2 separate regions of the Homo sapiens genome follow, and region 2 is linked to region 1. Evidence: chromatin contacts called from ENCODE Hi-C or POLR2A ChIA-PET data. All regions are on one chromosome and are shown on one strand. Each heading gives the region's core, a stretch centred on a gene start or an enhancer-like site at or near the end of the contact. The rest is flanking DNA. Distances are from core to core; before and after follow the strand shown. Region 1 holds the start of PDSS1 (decaprenyl diphosphate synthase subunit 1). Region 2 overlaps ABI1 (abl interactor 1).

Region 1 (3,803 bases), core at 888-3,387:
TTTTGATCCATCTGTACTGGCTCTTTTCATTTGTCTAAGGGCAGCAAAATAGACTAAAGTTGTTTTCAGACTGCACAAGAGAAGTCTGTTCTTTAGCACTTACCTGCATAACTCAGATAGTGTTTTTAACTTCCTCAACTCATGCTTGGCCTAGTGGGGTCAAAAGAACTACTTGTGAATTCCGTATGTCCAATTGGTAGCTTACTGTTTTTTCTCAAGAGTTTAGCTATACAGTAACGTTGGAAGTCTTGAGGAACTTCAGCTGCTGTCCCTACTTAGCCTTGCAATACTACGGCATCTTTTTTTCTTTTTCTTTTTTTTAAAGACGGAGTCTCACTTTGTCACCTAGGCCGAAGTGCAGTGGCACAATCTCGGCTCACTGCAACCTCTGCCTCCCAGGTTCAAGTGATTCTCTTGCCTCAGCCTCCTAAGTGGTTGGGATTACAGAACATGCACCACCATGCCCAACTAATTTTTGAATATTTAGTAGAGACGGGTTTCACCATGTTGGCCAGGCTGGTCTCAAACTCCTGACCTCAAGTGATCCACCTGCCTCGGCCTCCCACAGTGCTGGGATTACAGGCTGAGCCACTGTGCCCCCGACCTACAGCATCTTTTTAAGAGCAATGTTTTCTGTTTTAATGTGGCCAAGCAATCTCTAAACGAACATGGTCTGACAAAATTGTGTAGTGACATACTTGACAACTGGGTGAGCTTGAGTGTGATACTTATTTGACCATACGGTATTTCCTCTATATGTTTCCTTATCTTTATATACAAAAAAGGGCAAATGATAATGTCTTAGTCATAGGATCAAGTACAACCCAAGTGCTTACTGCTACACTCTACTTGGCAAATTCCACCTTATGAATGTTTCTTAATATATAAACCTAATCTAAACCAAGATAAGCTACAGGTGCATATTAACAATCTTTACTCATAAAGCTTTGCATATTTTTACATACTATTCTTCAAGATGGAAAAAACACCATCAAACTGGCTTATTTTCATAGATGTCTTTATATAGTCTATGATGTCTTCATTCCATAAAAAATCCACACGATTAAATATGAAATTAATGTACCCAGCTATGAGGCTACCGCATTCTTTAACCCAAGAACAAGAAAATACATGAATCAGAGAACTGCAATTACCTACTTGCTGGTCTATTTCCTCATTAGAGTGAATTTTTTGAGGACTAAATTGCATTTCTCTATCTCTAATGCTTACCCCCTATCTCACTGGCTCTGTGTGTTTGAGTGCATGCGCTGAATGTTTATATCACTTAATTTCTGTTCGGAACACGCTGTCTCTTAGCACCAGTAGATCTGGCCTTAGAGCTAAGGAAAGAAGGCCTTTCTAACCCATAAGGGGTACTAATCCTGTACAGACTCCAATATCTCCCGGGCTGGGTACACGCAGGTTCACACCCAGGTGTGAGCAAGATTGCCAAACTATACCTATAAGGCGTTTGGAGGGGAGAGTCCAAAAGTCACGAGACCCGGCTAATTTAGCTACTATTTCACAACAACCCTGATCGTGGTCGGACTTGTTTCTAGGAAGATGCGATGGGCTGGAACTTCCTTCAAGAACAGATTGCAAAAGGCAGCCGACCAGGGCGTGTCAGGTCACTGCCAAGGGAAGCAGCAGCGGAAACCGTCGCCTCCGGCTTAGGCTGCGGAGCGGGAACCCCATTCTCTGAGTTATGTTTCTGCCTAAACACGCAGAACAAAAGAGTTCGTGGCTGCAAGGGTGGCGCGCGGTAGTATTTCTTGCTAATAAAAGGTCCCCACAGGGACATTTTTGCTATGACTGCAGGCGTGGCCAGTCTCCCTGCACAGCTTCCGGGAAGAGGTGGGGATAGGAGGCTCGCCCCGGGGAAGGTTACGCTCGGGGTCCCCAGACCAGGTCTCCGCACGCCCCTGCCCCGTCGCCTCCCGGGAGCGGCTGCAGTCCCCGTTGGCTGCAGACGGGCAGACACCCGAAGTGTCCGCGCCGGCAGCCGGACCGCAAGCGAGGAAGAGCGAACCGCGCTCCCGGGCCTGGCCGAAGCGCTTCCTGTGCCAGGTTTCCGGCTCCGGGTCCCGGGAGGAGGATCGCGGGCCAGAGGCGGAGCCGCCGCCCTGCCGCGACTTTCAGACTCCGACCATGGCCTCGCGCTGGTGGCGGTGGCGGCGCGGCTGCTCCTGGAAGCCGGCGGCGCGGAGCCCCGGGCCCGGCTCCCCCGGCCGTGCGGGACCGTTGGGGCCGAGCGCCGCTGCCGAAGTCCGCGCGCAGGTGAGGTTGGGAGGCGCGCGCCCGGCGGGGCTCAGAGGTCACGGCTCCAATGACAGCAGTGGGCGGAATGAATGGGAGCGGGGAGCACGTGCGTCGCGACGCGGGGGCGCGCGGGGTAGCTCCGGGGTAGCTCCGGGGTGGGACTCCGGAGCTGAGGGGTGCTCGCGGTGGGACGGAGCCGCGCGTTGGACTGAAGTAGGGGCGCCCTACACGGGGTTGCAGAAAGCGGTGTCCTGGGGACCCCGGGAGCGTTTTGGGGGGTGGAGAAAGCGGTGGGATCCGTGTCCTGGGGGAAGCGCAGGAGCGATCAGATTGACCGCTGCTATATGGACAAGGTTAAGCCTGGAGAGCGACTGCAGCTATTTACTTTGGAGTTAGAGGAAGACAGATCTTGCCTGAAATTTTAGAGCCAAAGTGCTCAGAGCTCTCTCCGAGAAACGGAGGATCGAATCGGCCTCGGAATAGTCCGAAAAGGTCTTGTGGAGAATGCAGGGCTGGTGCTAGGGTGGACCGGACCTTAGTTGTCCAGCAGTGGCCTCGGGAGGAGAGCACACCTGGATGGGGCTGGAATGACACTGGAAGGAGAAAGGCCCGAGGCCGTCAGGAGGAGAGAAACCCTGGAGTCATCTAAAGTCAGAATCTCAGCGATAGCCCATTCTTTCAGGGTCTCCTCTGCTGCCTTTGGGTTCCGATCTCCTTTTTCTCCCTTTCTGGTCAGTTTAGCCCCTGTAAATGGACACTGTGAGCCCTTCTGCGCTTTGTAATGATTCTCAGTGTGCCATGGGGTAGGCCCATGCTATTAGCATAACCGTGCAAAATCTATGGACTCACTGTTACTTAAGTTTATTTGAATTTAGTACTCTTTTAATTCAGATTTGGTATACTTTATGTGTCCGTGTTCTCATCAAACATCATTTCCCAGTATGAAATATATAACACTTATAAATATCTACTTTGTACCAAAGTAGATGCGTATCACAAATTATCCAAAACAAGGCTTGGGCCAGGCACAGTGGCTCACACCTGTAATCCCAGCACTTTGGGAGGCTGAGGTGGGAGAATCGGTTGAGGCCAGGAGTTTGGGACCAGCCTAGGCAACATAGCAAGACTCTGTCTCTATAAAAAATAGAAAAAATTCACCAGGTGGGGTGGTGCATGCCTGTAGTTCTACCTACTCAGGAGCCTGAGGGAGGAGGATTGTTCGATCCCAGGAGTTCAAGATTACAGTGAGCTGTTTATTGTGATAGTGCCAGTGCACTCCAGCCTGGGCAACAGTGTGAGACCCTATCTCTAAAAAATCTAAAGCAAAAAAGACGTTTGGAGACCAAGTGGCAGCTGGGCAACTAGACAATGCTAGAGAGTAAAGAGAACAGAATATGGGGGGTGAGGGGCATGTGGGAGAAGAGGCTTAGAGGAGGAAGGTAGGCTTTGCTGTGATCCATTTCAGGACTGTTCTCTCCAGACTTCAGATATTTCTAGTTCCACAGAAGAAGCCAGTATTTGAAGAGATGGGTGCATCCACCCTC
Region 2 (3,279 bases), core at 498-2,997, 84 kb after region 1:
TGCTGGCTATCTTAGTGCTCAGCTCCTACCGCAGTCTACCTTGTCAACATTAAATCCTTTCAAGATAACTGGAAAGGGCCTCAGCATTTTCTGGTGGTATAACCGTCCACTACAAGAAACCTTTGAAACTCTCAGGGAAATTTCCCTGAGACAAACTCCCTTGGACACCAACCAGTCTACAGACTCCTACTGTACTAGATTGGGTTTAAAATGCGGATCAAGGTAATTCACTGAAGAATCAGAAACTAGCTCAAAGAATCTAGATAATTCTTGCTGTCAGTCCTGCAGCCTTAGAAAACTCCAGTAGCCCTAGTATTGAAATCAAGCAAGAATTTAAGAGATATAATCTTGACATTATCTTAACAATGGAGCAGTAAAGAGCCTACATTAAGGCAGACTTCTAAAAAATGATGCCATTGTGCAGATCAAGCCCGTCAGCCAAAGGGTATAAAACCCATTTCCCCCATCAGAAAGCAACAAAGCTATAGTTGTTCGATCAAGGTGTTCCCAAACAGAAATGGATACCATCCATAATGATGACCTTTTGTGTGTGTGTAAGACAAGGTCTCGCTCTGTCACCCAGGCTGGAGTGCAGTGGAACAATCACGGCTCACTGCAATCTTCAAATTCTTGCACTCAAGCAATCCTCTGACCTCAGCCTCCTGAGCAGCTGGGATAACAGGTGTATCCCACCATGCCAGGCTAATTTTTTAAATATAATATTTAGTAGAGACGAGGTCTCACGATGTTGCCCAGGCTGGTCTCGAACTCCTGGGCTCAAGCAATAACGATCTTGCACAGAATACAGGGTTTTGGTAGCACCAAAATTACTGCAGGTTTATTGGACTGATCAGCACACAGCTATAGCACCACTCAAAACTGAAAGCAAATGTCTCTTGTTCACTGGTGCAAAGCTACTCTCTCCCAGCCTCCCTCATCCCTCAACCTCAGCTGCTTTATGAAGAAAGATGATTAGGAGTGGGGCCAAGTTCTCCAAGTTCCCAAAGGAGACTAAAGACCACACACACCTGGGTAGGCTACATAACTTTGGGGAGAGCACAGACTCAACATTTTATGGCTCTGTTGGATACAGGAGCCCAAGGCACCTTCATACCCATCCTGTGGAAGAATAAGTTACCAGCTTCCAACTGCTGAGGTCTGGGTAGGGTTCAAAGTAGGGAAGGGAAGCTACTGTGACCTTTTGGGTGGGGCTCTTTGGACCATTCAATGTACTACTGTTTGTAGCTTCCACTTCTGAGTGTATAGTGGTATTGATATTTTACAGGCCTGAACTGTGAGGGCTCATAAGCTCCAGGGAGATTATGCTCACTGCGAATAGCCCATGTAGAAAGGCATTAGTAGGTTTGGGGCCCCACAATCCTTATGACCTGTTTGAGTACAAGTCTGTGCACAGATGACTTTCCTGACTAGACCCTCTGGCAAGAGGAACAACCTCTTCAGGTGACTCTTGGGTTTGGATTCAATGCCTCCCTGACGTAGCTACTAGGTATGCCTCTTTTGAAAAGATTCCCATTTGGGAATGAGTCAACTCAAATGCAATGACTAATAAGGTGGGAAAGGCCCAACAAGCCTCTGTCATCACATGGAACTGGTAATATTCAAGAATGCAGCCAGTCTGGCCCCTAGGGCATCTCAGCTTTACATGAAAAAGCAGCAGCTTCTCCCTTTGAGAAAGTCTGATCTTACATTCTGCCACCTAAACCAAATCTGCTAGCTCAGTGAGGCCCTTGATTCACAGAGGTTCCCTAAATGCCTGGGCCTGTTTCACTGATGATTCAACTAAGCTGAGACGCTGTGGTGCCTAGTGGGCTGTAAACTCCAGTGCCCATGATACAGAACTGAAAATGGGTGTGGTTGCTTTGTTCCACGGGCAAAACTCAAGGACATTCTCACAGATCTGGCCAATATTCCCCTTGAAAACCTTGTTATATTTTTACTGACTATCAGGCTATTACCAACTGCCTAGGTATTTAGTCAGCCACTTGGAAAACTACAGAATGACATATTTAAGACTGTCCAAAAACCATGGAGATCAATTGTAGTTGCTGATCAAACCATCTGGGTCACTAATATAGATGTTTACAGTAAGGGTCCATTGTCTGATGAGACCAATTATAATCAAGCCACTGATCAAGCTGCACGGTTAAGACTGCTACCACTGCTGCTGGATCCATCATCATACCAGACACAGCAACATATCTATCATCATAGAGTGGATACAAAGTAAAAGACTCTATGTTCCTGATGCAGAGGCTGCCACCTCATCCTAGACTTATGAGTCCTGGAAAAGGACTCATTTGTCTCATGGTGAGAGGAACCACATCACATGCTACTGGCAGATTGGTTGCATCAGACAACCTTCTTCAGGCTATCAGTGGGGTCTCACTGCTGATGACACTTTTCCAGGGTCTGGTACTGCTATTCCAGTTCAATCAGCTGACTCCAGCCACAGTACCGTGGTCCTTGACACTAATCTGTGTCCTATTTTTACTTTCCACATCATTTGCAATCTGACAATAGGTACACCTTTTATCACAAAAGTCACTCAACAATGAGCTGTTAGTCAAGGTAGGTGACAGTCTACCATCCACAGCATCTTATATCGCTTAGTACTGCAACAGCCTTATCAAAAATCAGCTCAAAAAACCTCAACAACAACAAAAAAAAAAACCCGACTCAAAAATGGGCAAAAGACTTGACTAGACATTTCTCCAAAGAAGACAGGCAAATAGAGGCCAGGCACAGTGGCTCACGCCTGTAATCCCAACACTTTGGGAGGCCGAGGCGGGCAGATCACAAGGTCAGGAGATGGAGACCATCCTGGCCAACATGGTGAAACCCCATCTCTACCAAAAATACAAACATTAGCTGGGCATGGTGGTGTGTGCCTGTAGTCCCAGCTACTCGGGAGGCTGAGGCAGGAGAAACGCTTGAACCAGGGAGTCAGAGGCTGCAGTGAGCTGAGATTATGCCACTGCACTCCAGCCTGGCGACAGAGTGAGACTCTGTCTCAAAAAAAAAAAAAAAAGACAGGCAAATGGCCAATAAGCACATGAAAAGACACTCAATACCACTTATCATTAGGGCAATGCAAATCAAAACCACAATGTGACACAACCTCACATCCATAATGATGGTTACTATCAAAAAAATCAGGATGTGGAGAAACTGGAGCCCTTGTGCACTTGCAGTCACTCTGAAACATAGTATAGTGATTCCTCACAAAATTAAAAACAGAATTAGCACATAACCAGCAAT

Evidence for each region. Hi-C counts contacts between places; a loop is a spot of excess contacts on that map. ChIA-PET counts read pairs that join two places held with the same protein, here RNA polymerase II (POLR2A). Pooled maps may share reads with other maps.
Region 2: a loop to region 1 is called in a pooled map, with 2.4 times the contacts of the local background. The contact joins the enhancer-like site here to the promoter of PDSS1 in region 1. A Hi-C loop is called at or near these places in 4 of 50 pooled maps. POLR2A ChIA-PET finds 5 or more read pairs at or near these places in 6 of 52 experiments (BJ, HEK293, MCF 10A and 3 more).

Annotation. Positions count from the first base shown.
Region 1 is chr10:26,695,564-26,699,366 of GRCh38, forward strand. It overlaps PDSS1 (decaprenyl diphosphate synthase subunit 1), which reads left to right and starts at 2,138. Exons shown (of 12, transcript NM_014317.5): 1 at 2,138-2,277. The coding sequence starts at 2,149. RefSeq lists a silencer at 1,811-2,430 and an enhancer at 2,305-3,193.
Region 2 is chr10:26,779,689-26,782,967 of GRCh38, forward strand. The region is part of intron 2 of ABI1 (abl interactor 1); the gene reads right to left. Among named protein-coding and RNA genes, the nearest start is that of ABI1, 80 kb to the right of the region's middle. RefSeq lists enhancers at 1,122-1,281, 1,392-1,521, 2,102-2,211, 2,328-3,069. Within about 2 kb of position 1,748, at least 9 of the 41 ENCODE cell types and tissues checked have a DNase peak (open chromatin) inside an H3K27ac peak, as active enhancers do; they include PC-3, where a contact is called at or near this core.